Regions from separate parts of the Homo sapiens genome. Here region 2 is linked to region 1. A link is an interaction called in ENCODE POLR2A ChIA-PET data of the cell type or tissue named here. Cell type or tissue: MCF 10A. All regions are shown on one strand. Links, peaks and the distances in the headings refer to the core of each region. The heading gives the core; the rest is flanking DNA.

What was found. Peaks named below come from ENCODE experiments on the same cell type or tissue, not always from the same donor. Only the 100,000 strongest peaks of a DNase experiment are listed, where the experiment ranks them.
Region 2: POLR2A ChIA-PET joins it to region 1 with 5 read pairs; 1 of 35 experiments calls an interaction of 5 or more read pairs at or near these places.

The regions. Positions count from the first base shown.
Region 1 is chr10:3,451,130-3,456,509 of GRCh38, forward strand. All of the region lies in intron 3 of LINC02669 (long intergenic non-protein coding RNA 2669), which reads right to left. All of the region lies in intron 1 of LOC105376360 (a long non-coding RNA gene), which reads left to right. It overlaps LOC124902538 (a long non-coding RNA gene), which reads left to right. Exons shown (of 2, transcript XR_007062362.1): 1 at 1-1,560. Among named protein-coding and RNA genes, the nearest start is that of LINC02669, 49 kb to the right of the region's middle. RefSeq lists enhancers at 1,133-1,770, 4,971-5,380. In MCF 10A, for the core only: a CTCF peak has its summit at 1,382 (motif pointing right); DNase peaks (open chromatin) are centred at 1,302, 2,042 and 4,482.
Region 2 is chr10:5,123,205-5,128,584 of GRCh38, forward strand. It overlaps a transcript of AKR1C8 not described here. Among named protein-coding and RNA genes, the nearest start is that of AKR1C3, 31 kb to the left of the region's middle. In MCF 10A, for the core only: no CTCF peak of the experiment used is centred there; a DNase peak (open chromatin) is centred at 2,317.

The DNA.
Region 1 (5,380 bases), core at 159-5,158:
ACGTTCTCAGGTTCTTCGTGGTGTGCCACTAGCCATTATGTGGCCCCATGTAAGTCATTAAGATTCAGGTAGTTCAAGGTTGATTGTGCTTAATTTATTCAATTGCGAAGACCACATAGTGGTGTGGCTAATTATTGTTTAGAAGGTGCTGAAGCTTCTCAGATGAAAGCCACCATGGAGGAGCAAGAGGTCATTACAGTAATCACTGCTGCAAAGTGAATTCATTTCCATAGAAGGTCACTTATGAGTTGAGTCACATTGTAGAGAAAGAGCTTAATCTTACAAGGTTGAATGGAGGGCATGGTCACATACCCTAACTACCCATGATCGGCAGGAATGAAGAGTGGTGGGCAGGTTGCAGCAGGATCTCAGAACTTCTCTTCCTCCCTGCACCTCCCTGTAAAGCTCCACTGGGCCTGAAGAACCTGTCCATCTATCTTGATAAAGCCTTCAGCTTGAAGGCACCTGCAGTCTGGCCAAGGGTGCCACACAGCATTGTGTAGGACACCCTTTGAATACTTGTGGGTCATTGCTAAGCCGATTCCTCCTCCCTCCTCCTCTTTCCTCTAAATACCATGTTCTGGTTCTGCCTGTTTCTAGGTGGTCATTTCTAGGTCAGAACTATCCTATGCCCAAACAGAAGAGGGCTTGTCTGGGTTCTCAGCAAAGATGCCAGCACTTACAGAGCTTTACTAGGCAAAGCGTGATAGATGATAGATTCTGTGTTTCACCCACACTGCTTTGTTTTCACTGCTGTTTTGCAATGGGTTGTAAACATAACAGAGTCACTGCCAGTGCTAATGATCTGTGATTTTCTAGCAAGGAGGTCAATTGCACCGGGCACCTACCCACACTGCCTACTACCCTTAAAGCAGCAGATCCCATTTATTTTGGGAATGTGAACATCTTACAAACTCACACATTCCACATTGTTCTTCCCTGCCTCCCATGCCTTCATATAAATACAGCATCCCAAGGGAAAGAAAAACTGCCTTTTCATGAATCAGAGAGGATGCTTAACGTATTTGACTTAAAAAAAGTACTTTTAAAGACGTCAAATCCCAAAGTAAGCAGCTTTTACTTCAAAAATAAGCCCACTTCGATGGGAGATCAAAGGGATGGAACTTTCCAAGTTGCAGTTGAATTTAACATTCCAAGAGTCAGGAGGGCAGATTAAAATAGGATTTTGCTTGCAATAACATTTGCGGTCTGTTCAGCATTGTTGAGTGCTTAATCTAGCCAGGAAGTCTGATTTACAGGGAGCTACAGCAGGCCTTCAGCCCCCGGAATTCATCCCAAAAGCAACATGACTTTCGTTTTGAGGAAAGGCTTTGACACAGGGACTACTGCTTTCTCCCAGTAGGGGTTACCAGCCTATTTCAAATCAGGGCCTTTCTTTTCTATAGCAGCAATTGTAAGACAATGAAAACATCCTGTTTCAGAAAAGAATTTGCAAAGAAGTACAACAGGATATTCTCAAACCTGGTGCAAAGTGAATCATCTTATCAAACACAAACTACCTGAGCTATATATTGGTACTGTTTAATTGACAACTCTAAGGTAGGTCTTTGTTTTATTATTATTGTTACATTACTATCATTATTATTATTAATTTGCCATCTTCCTCTCCAAAAAGAACTGTGAATTCTTAAGAATACAGGAAAAGAAGGGACCTCAGGGCTATTATCCCCAAGGCCTTCTGTGGGGCAGGACGATTGAGGCTGGAAGGGGCTGATTTCATCCTCTTCTGAAAGCACTGCAAAAGTGAATTCTAGGGCTTCCTTCCAGAGAAGCCTTCAGAATGACTCAGGAGTCTTTTCATCTCTTCACCGAATTTCTCTTTCCTCACTGTAATTCAATTTAATTTTAGAAAATTAGAGTATAGAGTACTGGCTGCAAACACAAAAACATACAAATGCTACTTCAAAGAGCTTTTACTCTAGGAAGGAGGGCACGCATCTTCTAGTAAGCTCTGATGTTTTTCTCTGACCTCAGTGAAAATACAACGCTTTTTATTTCCAGTCATAGGTTTGGAATGTACTATCACACAGGGACATGCCGCTCAGCCTTTTCTAACCCCCATCGTAACATGCTAAAGAGAAACTGATGAAATCGTTTGCTCAAGGACATGTCTTTTAGCAGATGGGGCCAGAGTTAAACCTTGGTAATGGCTGATTCTAAAATCTAAGATATGATTTCTCATGTGCAAATTCTAAAATCAGGAAAAGTCTGAAAACAAAGTCATATTTGTAGAACTGACACCAAAATACATATGGCAGCAAAAAGTGAGCAGATTTATACAATATTGATGACAAGCTTTCTAAGTCCTTTATTCTGAATATGTATACAATTAGTACAGAAGTATTAACGTATTTTACAAATAGATGACTGCTCTAGCCCTGCTTAGGGTCCTGTGGAAAAATATGGTGAATATACCATATTTTGAAGATTGAAAAAGAAAAGAAGAACTCTGAAGCCTGTATCTCCTCAAGGGTTTTTCTTGGGGACAGTGGACCATGATGTAATTCCTCCCAAGGAAAGTGTAGAGAGCAATAACTCTTGCCGTAGAATACAATATTTTGTAAAACATGCATCAAAATATCAGAACTGAATGTAACCTTTAAGTGAATGTAATTTAACTTCCTCCTCAATTAAAAACCTTCTTTCTGCTGCTGACAGCTGTCCATTCAGCTAACCTGATGTTCTCTATTACTGGTGGCCTATTTATTGCTGCTCAGTCAGGGTTAATAGAAAATTCAGCTGGGCTTGGTGGCTCATGCCTGTAATATCAGCACTTTGGGAGGCCGAGGCGGGCAGGTCATGAGGTCAGGAGTTCAAGATCAGCCTGACCAACATAGTGAAACCCTGTCTTTATTAAAGATACAAAAATTAGCAGGGCGTGGTGGCGGGCACCCATAATCCCAGCTACTTGGGAGGCTGAGGCGGAAGAATCTCTTGAACCCGGGAGGCAGAGGTTGCAGTGAGCCGAGATCATGCCATTGCACTCCAGCCTGGGCTATAGGAGAGAAACTCCGTCTCTAAAAAAAAAAAAAAAAAAGAAAGAAAGAAAAAGAAAAAAAGAGAAAATTCTTCCTTCAGTTTAGCCACGTTGTCCTTCTCCATAACATCCCCAATGGATTCTGTTCTGTCTCATGACCAAGCGGCAGAAACAGGCCCAAGTGTGGTCCTTGCAACGACGGTGCCACTCACAGCACCAGGCCTTCCAGCGGTTGTTTTATTTTATTTTATTTTTACTTTTTTGAGACAGAGTCTCACTCTGTTGCCCAGGCTGGAGTGCAGTGGCACTATCTTGGCTCACTGCAACCTCCGCCTCCCAGGTTCAAGCGATTCTCGTGCCTCAGCCTCCCGAGTATCTGGGATTACAGGTGCGAGCTACCACGCCCAGCTACTTTTTTAGTAGAGATGGGGTTTAGCCATGTTGCCCAGGCTAGTCTCAAACTCCTGAGCTCAGGCAATCCGCCTGCCTCGGCCTCCCAAAGTGCTAGATTACAGGCGTGAGCGACCGCGCCGGCACAGTGGTTGCTTTAAAATTTAATTATTCACTTAAAACATTTCAAAGTGACTTGAGATCTTTCATTCAAAGTTTACACCCATAAATATTTGATGCCATTGGATGGATGCTTTTAGCTTTCTGTAGCTGTGATTTTTACCCCCTAATTTTGTAGATGAAGCTTTTAAAACACTCCACTCATTTGAAATAAAAATAACAAAGGAAAGGCTGAACAAATTCAAGTGTCTTTCCTCTTTTCTGTCTCCTTGCAGGAAAAAATCATATTTCTTGGGCAGAGTGTATATACTGTATCTTTTTCAATGACTGGTTTGAGAATGGAGTTTATGATTCAGGGACCTCAGAAAGGCCGTTGTCTAGGGATAAATTAGATCTAGCTGCAAGTCTGAAGGTGTATGTTTCCAAAATAGTCTTAGGATAAATTAAGCCATTTACTTCTGAGCTGGACTTTTTTTTAATTTAAAAAAATGGATTTTAGGAAACCAAGAAAGCAACATTAACAAAGACCCTGTGAAGCCTGAGAATCTCATTTCCTGATTTCACGGTGTCTTCTAAGTGGCTGCTGGTGGCTAAGGCAGGCCTCATGTTGGCAAATGTTTCTTTCCGTCATACGTGGGTCTTTGGAGACCTGGAGATGGTGCAAAGTCGAATGGATGGCATCCATCCTGTTACTGGGAAATGCGGTCCGGTGGGGTGGGGAAGGTTCCACACACCCACATTCCCCAGGTCACCAGTTACTCTGAGATTTGAAAGCCCTAACAGGGAAAGGACAAGTCCCTGTTCACCGTGCCCCTTGGCAATTGGCTACACATGCATTTGTGTTATCTTTGAGCCCGATCCTCACCACCCCAACCTCACACGGAGACTCCATGACTCTAGACAGAAAGTATGCATTTTCCCATAGGCAAAATTTCCTGCACCAGCAAACTCAAGGTTTTCCCCTGACGTGATTTAGCCTTCCGGCCGCAGTTCCTGCTCTTCCTTCCCCTCACCCTTTCCTGCCTGTGGGGCCCGCTCAAGCTATGCAGAGCAGCTGTGCTGAGTACCACGTTGCTTTATGGTAAATTTCAAAGCCTCAGGGTACAAATTATTTATTGGTAGTTAATTTCCAATTAGTTTTATTAAATTACAGCTGATGACCTCCTTCTACCTGGATTAATTTAACAAAATGCTCATGTTTTTCAAATTATCTTCTCATTTCCACTCTAGATGAGAAATGTAATTTTCAGCTTTGGTTGAAGAAACTTGCATCATATCCTGTCTGCTTTAAGCATTTCGGCAGGTTCAGAATCCACACACACACACACACACAGGCACACACATGCATGCACACACACACACATGCACACACAGGTAAACATATACACATGCACACATGGTTCTACACACTTTTGTTTTGAATGGCCTGGTCAGCTGTGCACTTAGTCTTCCTTCTCTTTTGTCACTAACCATGCTGTGCATTACTGGGCTGAACCCACCAGCCTTACACGTTGTTGGTTCTTGATTTGTGAGAGTGAATCACATAGCTTCACTATGTCTCCAGCTTTCACACACTGGGATACTCATGCATCCACACTGGGGTACACATGCATTCAAACACTGGGATCACACACTGGGGTACTCACGCTCTCACACACTGAGATACGCACGCATCCATGCTGGGGTACTCATGCTCTCACACACTGAGATACGCACGCATTCCCGCTGGGGTACCCACGCTCTCACACACTGAGTTATGCACGCATTCCCGCTGGGGTACTCACACTCTCACACACTGAGATACGCATGCATTCCCACTGGGGTACTGACACTCTCACACACTGAGATACGCACGCATCCATGCTGGGGTAC
Region 2 (5,380 bases), core at 327-5,326, 1.7 Mb after region 1:
CTCACCTTACAGGAAGCACATGTGTGAAGGACACCATGCAGGAGTCCTAATGCCCACCCAACGCCTCACCTGCATGTTCTCTCTGATCTGCTGTTCATTGGAGCTCTTGACCAGGACCACAGCCCCACGCTGCAGCTGGTAGCACAGAGCAATCAGGGCTGGGGATCACTTGTGCATTTTTGCCATGACACAAATAACTGGGTCCTCCAAAAGAACTGGTGAGTTCTGGTCCACCCTGGAAGGAAACCCAGAAATGCTGAAGCCCTGAGGCTGGATTCAGTTTGTTAGGCGGCTCCCTAAACAGACTAAGGTGTTCATTCTGCACCAGAGCGTCTCAAGTGAGGCCCCTGAATAACAGCAGCAGCATCACCTGGGATCTCGTCAGAAATGCAAATTCTCACCTTACCCTAACTCACTGAGAGTAAACTCCAGGAAAGAGAGTACCATATAATTAAAATACTTCATCAAAATGGCATTTTAGGTAAACTTCCTGATGCTCTTATTACCATAGTTCATGTCGTTGGGTTCCCAGAGCACTGTGGGCAACCAGAACAATGTCTTTTGACTTGCAGAAATCCAGCAGTTTGCTCTGGTTGAGGTAAGGATGACATTCCACCTGCAGATGACAAAGATAGAAAAACATCAGATAATATGAAACAGTTATGTTAATATAAAAAGATTACAGATTAAAGTAAAAGGAGGTGAATAAATATGTGTAGCATCAAATTTGAACTGACAATATTACTGTCAACTAATTATCTTTTCCATCAAAATAAATTTTATATTGCTGTTTCCTAAAAGTATACATAGAAATGTCATTTCTGAGCACAAGCAACTCCATGGACCAGATCCAGTATCTAACTACCTTTGACCACTAGAAGGGCACACAGCCAATTCCAGCTCTGGGATAGGGTAGGATTCTGAGCTTTGGACATCAAATTGTGCCAGAAAGTAAAAATTTCTTCAAAGACTCATGAGGCCAGGTTTAAAATGCAAAATAAGTAGTTTTATAGGAATATTACTAGTAATGTTTGTATAGATTTGAACATCAAAAACAATAATAAGTAAAATCAATCATAAATTATAGCAAAAACAATTCATGGGTTCATAGTCATGAGAGATTAAAAGAGAGAGCAAAAATATTTGCCTCCACTGATGGTGATTATTGCAGTAATTTCTTTCTAGGATATGAATAATTAAAGGGAAAGAGTTAAGCTTTTAGCACTTCTGAGAGGAATAACTATTTCTTTTCTTGACTTGGTGAGGGATTCTTTTTTTCATAATAAAATGTAAAGTCAGAATAATAAAACTAGTAGTTAAAATTGAAAGTAATTACTTTAAAGCCCCAAGGAAGGAACAAATACAATAATAAAATAATAACACAATACAAAAAATTAAAACATTAAATTTTAAACAATACAATTGTAACAATTGTAAACAATACAAAAAATTAAAACATCATTGCTATATACTCAATCATTATGTGGAAATATGTTGTGGAATATAACTTTACCTCTTGATAATTATCATCCAGCAGATTACTAGTAATTGCAAAGGGGAAAACACATCTCTATGAAGATTAGATCTGGCCACCATTAACTTAACCAAGTGATCAAAATTAGCATGACTAATTGTGGGGCAATCTGTCATTTCATGCTGCCTACTGCGGTGTAATTTCAGGGATACAGCAAGGTAGAGACAGTTTATCTCCAAAAATGTTTAACCTCGATGACATAAAGCATTCAAGTATAACTTCTAATTTACAGAAAAGTACCTTTTGAAAACGTAAAAAAAAAAAGTTAACTTATCAAAATACAGTAAGATGAAAATCACAATTGGATTTTTTTTTGTTTTCACGATACATCTTATATTTATTTACCACTTATTTAACATCTCTCATTGTTGTATAATTTTCTCTGTAGAAGTTGTACACATCTTTTATTAGGTATACTTTTGGTACTTAATATCTTTTTATATTATATGGTATCATTAATTTTTTTCATCTGCTGTTTATGGTTAAAAATAAGAGTTATAAAAGACCATTCAAGGAAACAATGGTAAATCTCAATACAGATGGGGTATTAAATAATCTGAGGTCATTATTGGTACTTCCTTAGATATAACAGTTGTACTGTTACTGGGAGAATATCTTCATTCCTATGCTAGCTTTGAAAGCTACCCACCCTGGTAGCTTAACACAAAGGACATAAACTTTTGGGAACTCTGTGACCCTGCCTGTCACCTGAGAAACCAGAATACCTCCCCTAGGGCAACATAAGGCAAGCTCAAATCTCACAGCCGGTGCTCTTTTGCAAGAGCTGGAAACCAACCAACACAGTTCATTACAGCATCCCTGGGTAGAATAACATTGCACCCAGGAAGAAGAAAACTTGTTTGTAATCTCAGCTGTCCCTGTTGCCTGCAACTACCTGACTAACAAGAAGTCCTGAGCCTGTCCCTGAGACATGTTCACTACTATTATATCCAGCATTTGAGAAAGCCAACACAAAATGGCTATCTGTAACCAAGGAATCTCACAGAGTCTATGTCACTTCCTTGACACCATCATGAGAGCTGGTGCTGGTACCCACTGCTGGGAGACATGAAGACAGGTCACATCACAGGATCCCTTGCCAATATTCCCCAGCACTAGCCCAGAGTTGGGCAACCCCACTGGGTGGCTAGACCCAGAAGAGCAATAGCAATCTATCACTGTAGTCTGGCTCTCAGGATCTTCTACTCCTAGTGTAATGGAAGGAGCGTCACATCAAGACAACATCCCGTAGCACAAAAATATCCAGATAGCAGGACTTGAGTTCCAGATCTTTACACTGGTGGGAAGTTTCTTTCAGCAGAGACACAATTTCAGTGCTAGATTCAGTAGGGAAAGTCTAAACCTCTACCACCAACAGTCAAATGGCCTTGGTGCTCATGAAGGGTCTTGGAGAAGGGGTCTTCTTTCCCCCCTTGTCCATCAATGCAGACATAGCTAGGGCTTCTCCTAAAGAAGCTCTGCATGGGTACACCTATACACAGCTTTCCTGGAACACTTCAGAATGACTGCATCCCCACAGGAGGAGCACTCCCCAGGTTCAGGCTTGCATGAGAGGCAGTCACAATTTCTCCCTACTTGTAACATCAACATTTCTACAGATGAAAAGAGGTACCTGTCTGATCTCAAGATTCAGAACACTGGGACAAGAGTGAGGCTGGGAAGTGCATAGCTTTCCTGTCAACCTGGTATGGGAGCTGAGGTAGCTTCCCCCCTTTACGTTGATAAGATAGGGAATCCAGTTGAGAGCTCTCCCAACCACATTGGGTACTTCATTTATCTACCTACTTTAACTACAAATGGTTCCTATCCAGAGATACCACCTCTACTGGCCTGGGGTGGTATCCCTGGGTAGGGGATACTCAATAAATAAAATAAACTCTATAAATAAAATACTGGGAAAAAATTGAATAAATAAAAAAGTGCACACAACAGGAGAATAAGATAAGCTTCAAGAGACTGCTGCCATTCCAACCCCATAGGAGACAGTGAACTTGCCCACACACTGAGTATATAGCTACTACAACCAGCATCTGAGGAAGCCATGATACAAAGACTCTCTATAACCAAGGAACTCATATAACTCTTCACACCTAATAGCACTAAGAACCCAATTAGGCTATTATAAACTATAAACATTAAAGTCAGTTCCTTAAAAGGGAAAAAAGACATTAAAGAAAAACAGGGAAATCAAAAATAAATTCAAGAACAAGTAGAAGAAGTAGTCTATCAAAATGAGAGGACATCAGAAAAGTAATTATGGTAATATGACCAAACAAGATTTTGTCATCCCAAAACCCTGGGGTCACCCAAATCACCCCAAAAAGATCACACTAGCTCCCCAGCAATAAATCCAAACTAAGATAAAATATTTAAAATACCAGATAATGAATTTAGAAGGTTCATTATTAAGCTACTCAACAAGATATCACAGAAAGGTGAAAAACAACCTAAAATTTTTTTTTAAAAAAATTCAGGATATAAATGAAAAATTTTCCAGAGAGATAGATATCACAAAGAAAAACCAATCAGAACTTCTGGAAATGAAAGGCACATTTAGGGAAATACAAAATGCAGTGGAAAGTTTCAACAATAGACTAGAACAAGTAAAGGAAAGAATTTCAGAGCTCAAAGACAAGGCTTTTGAATTAACCCAATCAGACAATAAGAAAAAAGGATCAGGCTGGATGGGTGGCTCACACCTGTAATCCCAGCACTTTGGGAGGCCAAGCTGGGTGAATCACTTGAGGTCAGGAGTTCAAGATCAGCCTGGCCAACATGGTGAAACCCAGTCTCTACTAAAAATATAAAAATTAGCCTGGCATGCTGGCATGTGCCTGTAATCCCAGCTACTCAGGAGCCTGAGTCAGGAGAATCGCTTTAACCTGGGAGGAGGAGGTTGCAGCAGTGAGCCAAGATCATGCACCTGCACTCCAGCAGCCTGGGCAACAAAGCAAGACTCTGTCAAAAAAAAAAAAAAAAAAAAAAAAAAAGAAATGAACAAATTATCCAAGAAATATGAGATTATGTAAAACAGCCAAACCTAAGAATAACTGGTGTTCCTGAGGGAGAAGAGAAGTCTAAAAGTTTGGAAAACTTACCTGAGAGAATAATTGAGAAAAACTTCCCTGGCCTGGCTAGAGATTTAGATATCCAAATAGAAGAAGCTCAAAGTACTCCTTGGAAATTCATTGCAAAAATATTACCACCAAGTCACATAGTCATGAGTCTATCTAAAGTCAACATGAAGGAAATAATCCTAAGAGAGGTGAGAAAAAAGCATCAGGTAACATAAAGAAGAATCTATCAGACTAACAGGAGACTTCTCAGCAGAAACCTCACAAACTAGGAGGGATTGAGGTCCTATCTTTAGCCTTCTTAAACAAAATAACTGTCAGCCAGAAATTTTGTATCCAGCAAAACTATATTTCATAATTGAAGGAGAAATACAGTCATTTTTAGAAAAACAAATGATGAAGGAATTTGACATTATCAAACCAGTTCTACAAGGCATGCTATAAGGAGTTCTAAATCTTCAACCAAAAGACTGTTATACACCACAATGGAACCTCCTGAAAGCATAAAACTCACAAATCCTATAAAACAATAACACAACAACAGCAACCAAAAGTATTTAGGTAACAATTGAAATGATGAAAAGAACTGTACCTCACATCTGAATATTAACATTGAACATAAATGGCCTAAATGCTCCACTTAGAAGACACAGAATGGCAGAATGGATAATAAATCACAAACCAAATACCTGCTATCTTCAAGAGACTCACCTAACACATAAAGATTTGGATAAGCTCAAGTTAAAAAGGT